2 separate regions of the Homo sapiens genome follow, and region 1 is linked to region 2. The links are chromatin contacts, found by Hi-C or POLR2A ChIA-PET in ENCODE. All regions are on one chromosome and are shown on one strand. The core of a region is the stretch at or near the end of the contact, and the rest is flanking DNA. Distances in the headings are between cores, read along the strand shown.

What was found. A loop is a pair of places that touch in the nucleus more often than their neighbours do. ChIA-PET counts read pairs that join two places held with the same protein, here RNA polymerase II (POLR2A). Pooled maps may share reads with other maps.
Region 1: a loop to region 2 is called in a map with no recorded cell type, with 5 times the contacts of the local background. The contact joins the promoter of TBCEL-TECTA here to the enhancer-like site in region 2. A Hi-C loop is called at or near these places in 1 of 37 single-sample maps with no recorded cell type and 5 of 50 pooled maps. POLR2A ChIA-PET finds 5 or more read pairs at or near these places in 1 of 52 experiments (MCF 10A).

The regions. Positions count from the first base shown.
Region 1 is chr11:121,022,120-121,028,139 of GRCh38, reverse strand. TBCEL-TECTA (TBCEL-TECTA readthrough) reads right to left here and starts at 4,038. Exons shown (of 30, transcript NM_001378761.1): 1 at 3,849-4,038. TBCEL (tubulin folding cofactor E like) reads right to left here and starts at 4,038. Exons shown (of 9, transcript NM_001363644.2): 1 at 3,849-4,038. RefSeq lists silencers at 3,785-4,054, 4,075-4,224.
Region 2 is chr11:120,923,529-120,929,301 of GRCh38, reverse strand. The region is part of intron 13 of GRIK4 (glutamate ionotropic receptor kainate type subunit 4); the gene reads right to left. Among named protein-coding and RNA genes, the nearest start is that of TBCEL, 98 kb to the left of the region's middle. RefSeq lists a silencer at 3,073-3,172. Within about 2 kb of position 3,186, at least 2 of the 41 ENCODE cell types and tissues checked have a DNase peak (open chromatin) inside an H3K27ac peak, as active enhancers do.

The DNA of each region.
Region 1 (6,020 bases), core at 2,789-5,288, 98 kb before region 2:
CCTCAACCTCTGAGGCTCGTGATCCTCTGGCCTCAGCCTCTCAAGTAGCTGGGACTACAGGCATATACCACTATGCCTGGCTAATTTTTTAATTTTTCATAGAGATGGGTCTCCCTACGTTGCCCAGGTTGGCTTTGACTCCTGGATTCAAGCGATCCTCCTACCTCGGCCTCCCAAAGTGCTGGGATTACAGGTGTGAGCCACAATGCCTTGCCGGATCTGCATTTTTAACCATACGTTCAGTCAATTCTGATCTACTTGGTCTATGAACTACGCCCTGGTAGACCCTGTGCTAGATGTCCTAGTTTTTCATGGATATTTGAGCCTCCTGTTCACCACGCATTTATAATCTAAAAGGGATAAAAATAAGGTGCACAAATAATACAAAGCAATATAGCAAAGGCAGTACAGACAACATAAGCAACAAAGACTTCAAAGAAGAGGGGTCATCTGAAATGAAATGAGAGTGAGTAGGATTTCATGAAGAAAGGGAACATTTTATATGCAGACTTTCAGGGATAATTTTACACACAAAGGAAGGTACATGAGCAGAGGCCTTGGCAGGTAGAGGAACTGCATTTAGGAGTGTAATGATGATGCCAGAAAAAAAGTAGAGGAAGTCTGTAGAAGGCCCTAAATATCAAGCTAAACACCATGGGCTTTATTCAGTGCCTGTACTGGAAAGCAGCTAATGGTTTTTGAGGAGGGAAATGAAATAATCATAGCAATATCCTTTGGAAGAGTTCTCTCATGAAGCTATGCAAGCAAAAGACAATGGGAACAGTCCAGTTATTACCATTCTAATTCCAAAGAAGTAAGTCAGAATGGGTAGCATGAAAAAGGGAGGAATAGTAAATCTCAATAACTAATCACGTGTAGGAGAAAGGCAACAATCGCAAATAAGGATTCCTTCACCCTTTAAGCCCAAATTGTATCACTATCAGTTTCACATTACTTCTTATACAGCTAACCAGGCCCAAAATATATAAAGAGTTCACTTATTTAAAACACAGCCCAGGACTAAGTAAACTGGTCTCTAAGTAGCCAACATACATGTCACACAGTTCACACACTAAGAAAAGGAAAAAAAAGTATTATATAACAAATATAAATATCTGATTTTCAAAACCATAGTAGTTTGGAGGCAAAAATTAGAAGGAGAAAAGAGCCTGCTACAGGTGGACAGGCTTAAGAGTCTAAGGATCAGAGAAGAAACAAAAACTATTAAAAAGCACACACAATCACTCAGGGTCACTTCTCCGTAACTGTTTATTGACAAGTACATATGATTCCCAGAAAAATGAAATAAATAAGAATCTTCCTTAATGTTCCAGGCACCTACAAAACAAAATCTTCTTTAAACATTCATTAAAGCTAAATATTTTAAAACAAATATTTCCCTGATTAAGAGGTCATTTTTAAAGGATGGCTGATATATGCCAGCATAACGCCTCTATCAGTACCTAATAAATAATTAAAGGCAAGAAAGATTTATAACACACAAAGTTCAAAGATGATAGAATGTTTTCGTAAAGCATTTGATCAAGAATGTGGCCCCACTGATGAAGTTTTAACTTGGGTACTTCTGTCCTGATGACCGTGTCTTTGAATTCTATGTTACAAATAATACGAACTCATCCTCAAAAAAAGAAACGCTATTAAACTGGTCTTAAATACATACCCTGTGTACCTACTGAAATTAGACAACATCCTTTGACACTCAATGTCCTGCAGCAATAGGCTATGTAACAACTTTTCAAAGGACTTTAACATTACAACATTTAACATTACATGAAGGACTCTCACTTTGTTCACCAACAGTCATTAATGTTTATTATGAATTAATACTATTTTTCTAAGGACCCCACCTAAAATTTTTGTAAGGGGAATTAAGATGTTAACTGATTGAAAGTTATACTTAGGTTTATGATTAAGTTTATATACCAAAGCCGTAGACTGTAAGGCTTTTAAATATGTCTATGGCTTTGGTATATATTTTATCGTGTATTTTTCATATATTTTTCATCATGTAGCAAAAAGTATATCATAATAATTACTGCAGTAAGAAGAATTTGGGATGTTTTTAAATAGCAGAAAAGAAAATCAGTGTATCTTCACAACATTGGAACAGTAAAATAAAATTTCTTTAACTATGTTGTGATAAAGCAACTAAGTGGAACTAGGCCTCTCATATTTCTCAGACACAGCAAAGGATAAAGGAAACTAAAACACACACGCATACAAAAAATTTCATCAATCAAATGATCAGGCAACATCAAGATATTAAAGATCAAGATTATGGTCCTTCAGAAAACACAGGTCAAATATGCTACGTGGTATAAACATCTAAACCGAAGCAATCAATTGCACCTAGCTGCCCTCCTCCCTCTCCCCCGGCCAAAATAAAATAAAAAAAAAAAAAATCCATCTCCTTAGAATCATCCCTGCTCTTTAGAAGCTTACAGAATGAGGACACTGATTGACACCAAATAAATGTGCTTCAGAAACAGTGTTTTTCAAACTGCAAGTTGTGACCCACAAATCATCAATTTAGTAAATGTCAGCCAGCATTTTTTTTAATGCAAGAGGGTGGAATATAATAGAAATTAGCAGAACATATCACATATAATAAGGGTAAATACTGCTTTGTGAAAGTTTCCCTTCATACCTACGTATGTACTAGATCTGAATGTAAGACATACTTATTACTGTGGGGCATAATTTTTTTTTTTTTAAGTTTGAAAGCTACCACCCTAGAGATCTGGGTCTAATGCATCTCAGGACCCAAAGAGTGAATGTTTTCCTTAGTCCTCAGCACCTATTCATACTCTTTGCTCAAGATAGACTACTGGAAACGTAAGAGCTCCACAGCAGCATGACATGAACAAGGGACAAGCCCCAGCTCAGCCTGTATTTGGACTTGAAAGCATTACCAACTTCTCTCAACAGCCCTAGGCGTTGCCTACAAGCTCTTTGTAGCCTAGCAACCTTCACAGTAGAGCTCCTCCTTTCTCCACTGACTGTATACAGTTCAACACTTCCAACCAACTTTCCTCAACTACAACTTCTGGAATCACTGTGTCCCAAGAAAAGACTATTAAATCTCCTCTCTTCACCAATTCCCAGAATGTCTTCCTACTAGCGGACCTAGAACTCAACAGAGAAGCTCCACACAGATCCTTACTTCCCCCAAGATCCCACGACAAGGCACCCGCCTGTCAGTCCAACACCCTCGTTCTCAGTCTCCCAACCTTGGGGCAAATCTTTTCTCCCAAAAGCCCTTATTCAATTACCACATCCACATCCTTTTATCAGCCCCTGGTAAGAGCAGGCCTAATGTCCCAAGGGCCTAGACATGCCCGTCCTTCCCCCAGCAAACCTCCCTGGGGACATGTCCTCTTTTCTGGGATTCAGTAGTTCAGAGACAAGTTTCCTATTTCCCCAGCAGTCCCAGACACGTCTCCCTCTTCTAACAGCTGGGAGGCATCTACCCATCCCCCACGCTGGGGCAAGGTGAGACGCCTAGATTCTCCCAGGAACCCGGGCAGGCTCCCCAACACGCCCTCCTCCAACCCGGGACCAGTCCCCCAGCCCAGCCCAGCCCAGCCCAGCCCAAGACCCTCCCAGCTCCGCCATAGCCCAGGCCAGGCAGGCCCCATCCTCCCTCTAGCCCCAGGGCAGGTCTCCCATCCCCACAGCTGCTCGAGACAGGCCCCATGTGGCTTTCACCCTTCCCCGAGTGTCCTATCCCAGCACCCTGCAGGAGCGACCCTCCGCGCCTCGGCTCCAGAGGGGAACGCCTCGGGCCTCGAGAGCCCGGCAGAGCCAGCGGGCCCGGCTCCACTCACCCCTCAGCCCGGGAGGCGGGGGAGCTACTGCGGCGGCTCCTCTGGCTGCGCCTCTCCTCCCCCCTCCCGGCCACCGCTGTCGCCGCCGCTCAGCCTCGGGCCTGGTCCCGGCCAGCCCCGGCCCGGCGCCGCTTCACCTAGTCCCCCACTCTGGCCGCCGGAGCCCAGTGTCCTGCATTGACCCGGAAGCAGCTTTCCCGGCCCAACAACAACACGTGACCCCGCCGCACGTGTCACGTCCGCTGCGTGAATGGGAGGGGGCGCCGGAGGAGCGGGTCCTCCCCAACCGCGCTGGGGTTGCCATGGCGACGGGGATGGCTGCACTGGCTTAGGCTTTACCACAAACACCTCATCTGCTCTTTCTCGTGCCCACCCATTGAGTGGACAATCCCCAGGGGCAGAACAGGAGTACACATTGTCATATCAGAGGACAATAGGGGCTGCAGAAAAGAGCATTGGGCTGAACCTTTCCAGAAACACTTGGAATCTTGGCCTGGCTCTGTTACTGATTTGCTGTGTGACCTTGACCAAGTCTCTTCCTATCTCTGGCTTCAGTGTCCTCAACCATAAAATGAGGGAACTATACTAGATGAGCCCTCAGGGTATGGTGGCAGTCTGACCTTTCTTCTGTGCCCCCTTCACAAGTGGCATCCCGAGCTTCCAACACCAATGTAGTAACAGCAGCTTTCATTTATTGAGCACTTTCTAGGTACAGGCACTGCGCATGTGCTATTTTTAATTTTTACAGCCCTCCAAAGAGATGGTATTTATAGAATTGAAAACAAGTTCAGAGTGCTTAAGTGATCTGCCCAAGACCACCCAGTTAGTAAATGTGACCAGGGTGAGATTTGAATCCAGGTCAGGCTGGCACCAGGGTCCATGCACTTCACTTTATGCCACGCTATTGCTCCAACTCCATGCATAGTATTACTATATCTGACTGTTGAGCTGTGATTGCTTATGTACTCCTTCGTCCATTTCTTTTGCAGAAACATACATGGAATAGGCGTGGTGCTGGCTCAACCCCAAGTGAATTCAGCCTTGTATGGGAATGTCCCCTGAAGTGCTAGGAGATGAAGATGTCTTTGTGCATAAAGTGTATGTGCTTCTGTGTGGTGTGTGCCAGAAAAGACGTGGGGGATGTAATGTGCATGTGCATGTCTGCATTGGTTTCTAGAAGGGGGAAACAAAATTATTTAGGACAGACCCAATAGCACCTTACCATCATCAGTTCCTGGAGACTTATTTTTGTCATTCTGTTTTGTTTTCTCATATCCCATAGGTAGGGTTAGACAGGGTAGAGAGGAAAAAAAAAAGCCAGAAGGTCATGGGTAAAGAAACTGCTCTGAGTATAAAGGGGATGATTAGCCAAGAATTGTATCTTAGGTTGCTCAGGAAGGGGCTTTACTCCCCCTTCCACAGAGAACAGAGTGCCTTTCTTGGCAATTTAAGAATTACTGGCTTTCAGAGCACTGAGATCATTAGCATTGTGTCCGGAATTGGTGGGTTCTTGGTCTCACTGACTTCAAGAATGAAGCCGCGGACCCTCGCGGTGAATGCTACAGCTCTTAAGGTGGCGCGTCTGGAGTTTCTTCCTTCTGATGTTCGGATGCGTCCGGAGTTTCTTCCTTCTGGTGGGTTAGTGGTCTCGCTGGCTCCGGAGTGAAGCTGCAGACCTTCGCGGTGAGTGTTACAGCTCATAAAAGCAGTGTGGACCCAAAGAGTGAGCAGTACTAAGATTTATTGAAAAGAGCAAAAGAACAAAGCTTCCACAGTGTGGAAAGGGACCCGAGCGGGTTGCCACTGCTGGCTCGGGCAGCCTGCTTTTATTCTCTTATCTGGCCCCACCCGCATCCTGCTGATTGGTAGAGCCGAGTGGTCTGTTTTGACAGGGCGCTGATTGGTGCATTTACAATCCCTGAGCTAGACAAAAGGTTCTCCACCTCCCCACCAGATTAGCTAGATACAGAGTGTCCACACAAAGGTTCTCCAAGTCCCCACCAGAGTAGCTAGATACAGAGTGTCCATTGGTGCATTCACAAATCCTGAGCTAGACACAGGGTGCTGATTGGTGTGTTTGCAAACCTTGAGCTAGATACAGAGTGCCGATTGGTGTATTTACAATCCCTGAGCTAGACATAAAAGTTGTACACGTCCCTACCAGACTCAAGA
Region 2 (5,773 bases), core at 1,937-4,436:
GCCTGAGAACACACACATCTGCTCTCCTGCCACATGAGTCAGGCTGTCTGCCCACGCCACCCGCCGCGGGCTGGAGACAAAGAGAAACTCTTAGGGGTCACATGGCACCTGCAAAATATTTGGTGTCCTTGTCCACTGGGGAGACTGGATGCCAACCCCACCACCTCTCCCTTCTTTCAGAACCAGGATATAGGAACAAAGATCAGGGAATAAAGGAACAGTAAATAGCACCCAATTGTTCACCTGTGCCAACACACAGACACACACACACACACACATGTGCGCACACACACATACACGCGTGCACGCGCGCACACACACACACACACACACACACACACGTCTTTGCTAACCAGTGCGAGCCCATGTTTGTAGAAATCATCCCTGCTCACTGGGCCAGGCCTATCCACAGCAATGATTGAAGAGGCAGAGGCCCAGTGGAGCATTAGCATTCCTGGGAAAGTGGCAATGTCATCCGCAGGTCCAAGTGCTCCCTGGTGCTATTTCTCGAGGTTACAGCTTACTCTCGGGGCTGGATGAATTTCTTTAGAGTTAAATTAAAGTCCCCATGAAATATTTAGTTGGCTCGGCACAGGGCTGTGTTATTGGCCTATAGAGGGCAGATTTTAGGAACGAACCAGCGCTAAGGAAAGAAGGGGCTGGCAGTTCATTTGCAGGTGAAATTATGCGGCACAGAGGTCCAAGCTGACTCAAGAGGCCAAGCAGATACTATTTACCCTTGACCCTCTTGTTACAGGCTTCTATTCACTGGCCCACGAATCCTCAATCCTCTTGCTTTTTGGGGTCAGGCAGATGCATGTTTGAATCCCGACTCTGCCATTCACCAGCTGAGCAATTACCAGAAATCTGAGCTTCAGTTTCCTCATCTCTAAAATAGGCAAAATAATGTATACTTCTTAAGATTGTGGTGAGGGTTAAATTCAACTCCCTGTGTAAACAGAGCTCATGTGAGGTCCTGCTTCTTACAATCCCCTCTTCCCGTTGCAGCCAGAGGGGTCTTTGGGAAAGCTAAAGCAGACGATGCCATTTTTCTCCGTGTCGCCTTCTAGCTTTTTTTTTTTTTTTTTAAGACGGAGTCTTGCTCTGTCTCCCAGGCTGGAGTGCAGTGGTGCGATCTCGGCTCACTGCAGCTCCACCTCCCAGGTTCCAGCCATTCTCCTGCCTCAGCCTCCCGAGTAGCTGGGATTACAGTTGTGCACCACCATGCCCGGCTAATTTTTGTATGTTTAGTAGAAACACGGTTTCACCACGTTGGCCAGGCTGGTCTCTCACACTCCTGATCTCAGGTGATCCGCCTGCCTCGGCCTCCCAAAGTGCTAGGATTACAGGCATGAGCCACCATGCCTGGCCTGCCTTCTTAATATTTTTTTATGCCATGGACCTCTTTAACAGTCTGCTGATACCTGTTAACCTCTTATTTTAAAATATTTTAAAATGACTACATAGAAATTCAGTTATCAAAATATGTGTACACTTTTTGTGCTATAGTGGTATCTGTGCCTCTTTACATAACAAGAGCTGGAAGTGTGTCTAACAGCAACACTAAATTAATACCATTGGTGACAAAGTCACAGGTGTGGTTAATACCATGAAGCTTTGTTGACCACATTCATAATTGAAGGAAATATTACATTTCTGTTTGAACTTAGAAAAATATATAGATGTTAATTTTTCCTTTCTTTCTTTCTTTCTTTTTTTTTTTTTTTTTTTTTTTTGAGACAGAGTCTCACTTTGTCACCTAGGCTGGAGGGCAGTGATGTGATGTGGTTCACTGCAACCTCCGCCTCTCAGGTTCAAGCAGTTCTCCTGCCTCAGCCTCCTGAGTACCTGGGACTACAGGCACGCACCACCACACCCAGCTAATTTCTGTATTTTTAGTAGAGATGGGGTTTTGCCATGTTGGCGAGGCTGGTCTCGAACTTCTGACCTCAAGTGATCAGCCTGCCTTGGCCTCCCAAAGTGCTGGGATTACAGGTGTAAGCCACTGTGCCCGGCCAATTCTTCCTTTCTAGTTTTGTGGACTCTCAATGCTATCCTCAGACCATGGGTGTATGTGGACCTAGGAAAAGAACCGAGAGACTTCCAAGTTCATAAAGACCCAACTCCTTACCGTGGCCCACCAGGCGTTGGTGATACGGCAGCCCATTCACCACAGTCTAGCTAGTCATGCTAACCCCCATCCTGATTTCTGAACATGACAAGTTCACTTTCCACCTTGGGGTCTTGGAGTTTACTCTTTCCCCTCCACATATGCTCTGCCCTGGCCATGGCCCAGCTGGCTTCTCACCGTTCTGACCTCAGCTCAAGCACCATGCCATCAATGCAGCCTTCCCTACTTGCCCACTTAATGGGCCCCTCTCCTCGAGACACTCTGGCTCATTATACTGCTTTATTTTCTTCACAGCGGAAATCATGACCTGAAATTGTCTTGTTTATTTACCAGTTTACCTGTTGATTGTCTAGAGTGCCATCTTCAGGAAGGAGTGACCTTTGTCTGCCTTAGTCATCATACATCTCCAGTGTCCAGAACCTGCCATGTGCCAGGCACTACATAAATATTTGTTGAATGAAGTCATGATTGAATGAATGAATAGACAAATCCAAGAAAGAGGAGCTCAGTTAACATTATTCTCTATCCTTGGCTCTCAACTGAGGGAACGATTTTGTAGTAGAATGTTTTGACCAAGGGTACACCCTCTAGGGCCAGCTCAGCCACTTACTAACTGCATAATCTTAGGCCAGTTACTTAACCTCTTTGTACCTCAGTTTCCTCATCTGGAAAATGGGGTTAGTAATATTACATACTTTGTAGGTATGTTGGGGAGGTTAAATTAATGAATACACAAAAAGCACTTAGAACAGTGCCTGAAACATAGGGAATGTTCCAGAAGTGTCAGCCTTTATTATTTTGTTGCAACTTAAAGGATTCACTTCAATTTTATTTATTTTTTAAAATTATTGTTTCAGAAAATTCAATGTAGGTATTGAAGGGAGTGAAAAGAAATCCCATGATTAAAAAACTAATATGCATTATAGATGTCAGTGTTTATATAGTTGAGGTGTGAAAGAGAAAGGGAACTGAGAGCTTAGGTCCAGGCAGGTTATGGTATGTGGCAAAGCCCAGAGAGGCCTAAGTTTCACTTCCTCACATCACTACTACCACCACCATCACACCTGACTTTCTGAAGATTGACCAACAATTTACATGTCGAATCAAGAAAAGAAATTGAATCCTATCTGAGTTTTCAGGAAGATATGCTCATTTCTTTTCTTTCTTTTTCTTTTTTTTCTTTCTTTTTTTTTTTTTGAGATGGAGTCTCGCTCTGATGCCCAGGCTGGAGCACAGTGGTGCGATCTTGGCTCACTGAAACCTCCACCTCCTGGGGTCAAGCAAATCCCCTGCCTCAGCCTCCTGAGTAGCTGGGATTACAGGCGCACACCACCACACCTGGCTAATTTTTTTTGTATTTTTAGTAGAGATGGGGTTTCACCATGTTGGCCAGACTGGTCGTGAACTCCCGACCTCAGGTGATCACCCGCCTCAGTCTCCCAAAGTACTGGGATTACAGGCGTGAGCCACTGCGCCTGGCCGATATGCTCATTTCTAACCCAAATGCACCCTTTATTGATAAAAATCTCTGGCCCACAATACAGTCACCAATAGGCCATGGGACAAGGGGCACTGAATTTTCACCAGTGAGTCCACCCTCTTCTGCCTGTCTCCCATCCCTGCTGGCTGCCAAAACAGCTGGTTAAGCTCTGGGTCGCTGACAACGGGCAAAGCTAACTGGTCCACATGGGGATCCAACCTGCAGACCTGAACTAATGAGCAAGGGCTTGTGCTGGCCTAGCCAGCCCTACACTTATTTCGAGGCTATGGGTTCCAGGCGTGATCGGGGGCCTGTGTAAAGCTGGCCTGGGCAAGCCCAGGCGACAGGTTTCTGCTGTTGTAGGAGCCCGACAGTGCCACCAGCTCACGGCGCTGTCTTCCTTTCATTTTCCCTCCCACTTGTCAGCCCTGTAATTAGGAATGGTGAGATTCACGGGCCTGTTATTAGGACTGTTTTTGTTGGGTAAAATAAAGTACCACCAACTTCTGTGGGCATCGCCCACAGCCATAGAGAACTTCTAGAGGCCTTCCCTGTGCTCCTTCTCTGTTCCCACTTTTTCACCCCATCCCCTACAGCTCCTGCTAGACAGAATGGAGGCCCCAGCTCTGCCTCAGAGACCAGCCCTGAACTGCCCCACCTCCCCAGGGAGTGAGCAGTGATGTGACCAATTGGATCCACAAAGTGGACAGCATCTGGCCCCTTCTCATTTCCTATCAGTATGTGCACACGTTGAAACCACTGCAAAGGGCAGCAGGGCATTTTCTCAGGAATCCCTGCCATTTTTTGAGGAAGAGAGCTGAAGACATTGTTCTGAACCTCTGGCCACTCTTCCTGGGTGATAAAGGTGTATTTGGTCTTTTTCTGAGAGGTGTCCCACTTGTTGACATGGCTCATATGCCCATCAATAGTCATACCCCAAAACTGTTTTTTCACAGATCGTTCTTGAGACCCACAGCAACGTCTAAGGTTGGCAGTAACCTATTTAGAGATGAGGAGAATGAGACTCAAGAAGTCATGTGGTGTTAAATTTGGAATAATGGTTACCTTTGGGCAGACGAAAGGTGTAGAGAGTGAAACAGGAAAGAGGTGGGTGGGGACAAGGGGGTCTTCAGGATGCCGCTAAGGGTATATTTCTTGATCCGGACAGTGATTGATCACACAGGGATGTCCTCTTTGTGATCATTCATTAAGCTGTCACTTACGATTTGTGCACTTTTCTATATGTCTATTTCAATATATATTTTTTTAAGTTAAGTGATTTTCCCAAGTAGGAGAATGGCCACTGTTGAGCCTGCCACTAAACGCTCTGCTGACTCTGTGGTGAGGAGCCTGGAAGGGGAGCCAGGGCTGCTGCCACGGTACCGACTGCTACAGCGGTGACCTCACACACGCAAGGGAGCCACACTCAGGCCTGGCCAACCTCCTGTGCACCTCTCTTTACACATCTGGGTGGCTTCTAATTCAAGAAGGGGTAAAATGCACATCTGGATGTTTTCATGGATTTTCATTCTCATTTGGATGAAGAAGAGTCTAGATTCCTCGTCTGGCACAAACAGCTTAACAGATTGTGAAATTCCCAGAGGAGCCAACTCTGCCTGCTGCGAACACCAGGCAAAGCCCAGGGGGAAGACTTGCCTCCCTGCTGGGAGCTGTAATCGCCCCCCAGGACTTGCCAGCCATCACCCTAGAGGTCCTAAAGCCCAGGGGAGAGGGACCAGTCTGTCCTAGATTCAACAGTGATGCCCTGACAGTGTGCTGGGTGGATGAACTACCCACCAGAATCTGACACTAGGCCAGAGAGCCATCAGAGGGTCCTGGGTTTAAGTCTGCCTCTGGCTAGCTGTGTGATCCTGGGCAAGTTACTTAGCCTCTCTGAACTTGCTTTCTCATGAGTAAAGTATGAATGGTACCAGTTTCCGCTTCACGGGTTTATTCTGAGGATTAAATGAGCGAATGGGGCCGGGCGCAGTGGCTCATGCCTGTGATCCCAGCACTTTGGGAGGCCGAGCCGGGCGGATCACGAGGTCAGGAGATCGAGACCATCCTGGCTAACAGGGTGAAACCCCGTCTCTACTACAAATACAAAAAAATTAGCCAGGGGTGGTGGTGGGTGCCTGTAGTCCCAGCTACTCAGGAGGCTG